2 separate regions of the Homo sapiens genome follow, and region 2 is linked to region 1. A link is a loop called in an ENCODE intact Hi-C map of the cell type or tissue named here. Cell type or tissue: PC-3. All regions are shown on one strand.

Region 1 (2,500 bases):
GTGGTGGTAGGATTTTTCTCTTTCTTTTTATTGATTTACACTCTAAATCACAAAATCTTATATATTATTAAAGATAAAAAGTTAAGCTAAATAAAATTAACTGGTGAGGAAAAATTGAGAAATCTGACAAAGAACTGCTAGTTCTAAAAAAAGTTAATCAGTCATTTAATTTTTTCATAGTAATTACAAGTATGGTTTATGGTGTAAAAATAAAGCCAAAAATAGTTATATCACATAATAGAGCAGTACTTTTTATATGATAGTCAAAAATACTAAAAATGTCCATAACTTGCAGTTTTATATCATGCATATCATTTGGAGTAACTGGGCAACAGTCATCTCACAAAGTGATTTGTACTTCAAAAAACCAAAACAAAATCTTCTCTTCGAACAGCTCAAGTTAGAGGTTAAAGCTCACCCTACCTTCCTGTCACTCTCTTCTCTGTTTCTATGCTGTTGTTCTTCTATCCTCTCTTCTCTTTTAACATCTTCTGCCATCCTTGTCAGAAGTAACATCTCTTTTGTCTTCCATTCCTAGAAATCACAATGTTACTGCACTTGGTGTGTGTGCCTTTCACAACAATATCTTTGTATTTTGTCCCACCAAAAAGTATATTAAACAAGTCAGGGCCTAACAGAAATCAGGTTAAGCATAATGAAAGGCATACGTTCGGTTTAGAATATACTTTTCTTACTACACTCTTATTAGGAATGCAAATATGATACTTTTTACTAAAGCTAAATTTCAAAAAAATTTTGTCTCCACAATAAGGGCATTAAGAGAGTTAAATAGTGTCTAGTTAACTTTCTAACTGTTCTTTAAGAGCAGAAATTGGCTTATATACGTACTTTGTGGTATCCACCTCATTATTTTATGTAACAACTTGTATATTATAGCTATGAAGAAAATTTAATGGTAACAAATTATTTTGAACTGAAATGACTTCAAGCAGCACAATGTACAGTTAAAATTATTTACAAATGCAACAACTGTACACAATTTTTCTGTTAATATTTTAAAGTTGTTGTCTCTCACCTCTTCTATTTTTCTACGAAGAGTAAGTTTTCTTCTTGTGTGTTCCCGCTGTCGTCTTTCTTCTCTATCCATTAGGAATAGGCGTTGTTCTTCTGCTGTGCGTTCAAGTTGTTCTAGTTTTCTACTTATCATATCCAAATATCTGAGTAAGAGTGCAAATATTGCTAAAGGTGAATTGGCTGTTTCTTTTATGATGGCATCATCTGCTATGCCATTCCCAAACCACTTCCTTGCTTGCCTTTCATTTCTTGAACTACAAGAATTTTACTGTTTTTCTGTCAGTCCTGTTTATAAACCTTTAAAACAGCCTAACCCACCAGCTCACCATGTTTTACTTATTATAAGGTCTCTCCACTACACAAGTATCTGATATAATGGCAAAGATAATGGTAAAAAGCAGAGCAAAGTTACTCAAAACATTTTGCACAGTAAGCATTCATAACTCAGTAGGTTTAAGAATATGACCTTGCAAAAAAGGCTGAAATAACTGAAACAGTAACTTCAAATGTGGAAAAAAAAAAACAGTCCATTTGAATTCTCTAAGAAAAACTGGGCACTGGGTTCCTTGTAATTTACAAGTCCTTGAACAAATCTCTCATCTGTAGTCTGGATCTCTGGTACATCAATATGTATTATGGCAATAATACCATATAATGAAACCATGGAATGAATATAAAAGTCAGGTAATAAAAGTCAGCCCAATTCCTTACTGCATCCCTAGTGAAGGAAAAAGAACTATAACATCCTTTACTTCCTAAGAAATGGGCTTGTCCATGGAATGGCCATGATTGAATATGACTGAGTCATATTTAAATGAGCTTACAATCTTTTTTATAGACAGCACATATTTATATATTGGCATCAGTTATTCCAAACTTACTTTTTTTGACTTTGCACTAACTTCCTCAAAAAATGCTGTCAGTTCTTAAAGATGAATCTTAAAAAGCTGTTACTGTTTGAATATATTGTTTGAATATATTGTTTCTATATTCTAATATAGAAAGATTTTGAATCTAATTTTTCTTTCAATAACCAGTTTGGCTTATCCCTTGGGCGTCCAGCAACCCTAACCCCTCTGGTAGAAAATTCTTCCACCTCTTGGTTTCACTTCCTTCCTCTACACTCTGAGGGATCCAGGAGAATGGTGTCCAGTACTTAAATTGTCTTCAATTCTTTCTAGTATTTTCCAGCTTATTTGGGTCCACAACATACCCATAAAATATGCCTCAACTTTAATCTTACCTATGCCTCATCAGCCGCTCCTGGTCCTTAATAGATTCAGTGCCCTCCTTTAACAACCAGTTTTGGACTTGTGCAACATCACAATGTTGAGGGATTTGATTGTTTTCCGGTATGTTATGTAGTTGTTTTGCAAGTATTCTCTATTTAAGAAATGTGTGTATTACATATATATAATGCTTTTTACATTTCCCAGAAATAAAACCATTTAAATTTATATATTTT
Region 2 (2,500 bases), 110 kb before region 1:
TGAATTCCTCACGAATGGCTTGGTACCTTCCCCACAGTAATGAGTTTATGTGAGATTTTGTTGTTTACATGAGGCTGGCATGTCTCATTCCCTTTTATGCCATATGGCACACCTGCTCTCCCTTTGCCTTCTACTATGAGTCAAACCTTCCTGAGAACTCACCAGAAGCTGAGGAGATGCTAGTGCCATGCATGTATAGCCTGCAGAACCTTCAGCCAAATAAAACTCTCTTCTTTATAAATTACCCAGTATCTTTTACAACAATGCAAAATAGACTAATATACATTCTTACATTAAAAAATATTTATTTCAGGTCCGTAGAAACATAATTTGTGTGTGTGTGTATGTGTGTGTGCGCGTGTGTGTATCTTGCATAATGGACATTTGCTGAATTTGTTTGTTAGCTCTTTTAGCCTTTTTGTGGATTCTTTTGGATTTGCTATATACACAGAATTTTTCTTCTCATCTGAAAATAGACACAGTTTGACTTCTTCCTCTCCAATTTCGATGCATTTCATTTTTGTAAATGTCTAATTGTTCTGGTTGAAATTTGTAATAAGTTGTTGAATAGCTGTGGTTAAACATTAAAACTTTCCAACAAAGAAAAGTCCAGGAAGAGATGAATTCACTGGTGAGTTATACCAAACATTTAAGAAAAAATTAACACCAATTCATCTCAAAATCTTAAGAAAATAAAAGAGGAAAGAACACTTCTTAACTCATTCTAGGAGGTCAGCATTACCTAGATATTAAGCCATATAAAAACATTACAAGAAAACAAAATTAAACACTGATATTTCTTGTGAATATAGATAGGGAGAAAACTAACAAAAATGCTATAAAACTAAATTTGACAGCATATTAAAAAGATTTTAAACTACAACTCAGTGGGGTTTATCCCAGAAATGCAAGGGTTGTTCAAATTAAGAAAACCAATCAATTTAACACACCATGGTAGGGGTTAATAGCACTCCCTCAAAATAGTTAAAGTTTCAATCCCCAGTAACTTATAATGTGGCTTTATTGGGAAATAGGAGTCTTTGTTGATGTAATTACTAGTTAAGATGAAGTCACACTGGAATAGGTGGGTCCCTAAACCAATGTAACTGATGTTCTTATTAAAAAGGAATGTGATGTGAAGAGAAAGACACACACCAAAAGGAAAATACCATGTGAATACTTGTGTCAAGACAAGCAGCTACCAGAAGCTTGGAGAGAAGCCTGGAACATATACTTTCCTGTGCCTCCAGAGTGAGCACAATCATACCAGCACTTTGATCTCAGCATTCTTGTCTCTAGAACTGGGACAATAGATTTATATTTTTTCACCCATTTAATTTGTGGTACTTTGTTATAATAGCCCTAGGAAACTAATACACGCCACATTAATACAATTAAGAGGAAAAACAACATGGTCATCTCAATTGAGGCAGAAAAGACATTTGACAAGAACTACTACTCTTTCATGGCAGGAACCATCAGGAAACTAGAAAAATAAAGAAACTTCATCAATATAATAAAGGAGATTTATAAAAATTCCGAAGCTAGCATCACATTAGTGATAAAGTTTACTCAACATTTCGTCAGTCTAGCTAAAGGTTTGTCAATTGTGTTGATATTTTCAAAAACACAATTTTCTACTTCATTGATTTTATTATTTGTCTATTCTCTACTTTATCTCTACTCTAATCCCTTATTTCATTCTTTTGAATAGCTTTGAGTTTATTTTGCTCTTATTTTTCTACCTCAACATGTAATGTTAAGGTTATTGATTTTATATATATTATTAATTAATGTAGACGTTTACTGCTATAAATTTCCCAGTGAGCACTGCCTTTGCTGCATTCCACAAGCTTTGTTATGTTTTGTTACTATTTATTATAATTTTTCTAAAAATTTATATGAATTTTCTGACCCCCATTGTGATCTCTTCTTTGACTCTATTGATTAATAGTGTGTTGTTTAACTTTCAAATATTTGTTAAATTTTTCATTTTTCCTATACTTATTGATAACTAACATCATTCCATTTTGTTTAGAAATGCTACTTTGTAAAATTCTACATTTTAAAATTTATGGAGGTGTGTTTTGTGACATAACATATGGTCTATTCTGAAGAATGTTCTAGGTACACTTGTGTATTCTGCTGTTGTTGAGGGAAATGTTCTATATATCTACTAGGTCTCATTGGTTTATAGTTTTGTTCAAGATCCTCTAATTACTTATTGGTCAGTCTAGATGTTTATTCATTATTGAAAGTGGTATATTGAACTTATTTAAGAACTATTTATCCACTGAATTCTGACCATTTCATCAATATGTAGTGTCATTCTTTGGTCTTGGAACAGTAGGTGACCAAAAGTCTATTTTGTGTGATATTAGTATAGCCACCCAAAGTTTCTTTGGGTTAATATTTTCGTGGAATGTGTTATTCCATTCTTTTTTGAAAAATTTGTTTCTTTGGATCCAGAGTAAGGCAGCATATAGTTGGATCATGTTTT

Evidence for each region. A loop is a pair of places that touch in the nucleus more often than their neighbours do. Peaks named below come from ENCODE experiments on the same cell type or tissue, not always from the same donor. Only the 100,000 strongest peaks of a DNase experiment are listed, where the experiment ranks them.
Region 2: a loop joins it to region 1, with 3 times the contacts of the local background. A loop is called at or near these places in 1 of 110 quality-filtered maps.

The regions. Positions count from the first base shown.
Region 1 is chr2:185,745,347-185,747,846 of GRCh38, reverse strand. FSIP2 (fibrous sheath interacting protein 2) reads right to left here. Exons shown (of 23, transcript NM_173651.4): 5 at 2,279-2,418; 6 at 1,037-1,178; 7 at 424-534. Among named protein-coding and RNA genes, the nearest start is that of FSIP2-AS2, 6.1 kb to the right of the region's middle. In PC-3, no CTCF peak of the experiment used is centred here; a DNase peak (open chromatin) is centred at 1,206; H3K4me3 peaks cover 1,474 bases; H3K27ac peaks cover 2,070 bases.
Region 2 is chr2:185,856,492-185,858,991 of GRCh38, reverse strand. No RefSeq gene overlaps it. Among named protein-coding and RNA genes, the nearest start is that of FSIP2-AS1, 58 kb to the right of the region's middle. In PC-3, no CTCF peak of the experiment used is centred here; no DNase peak of the experiment used is centred here.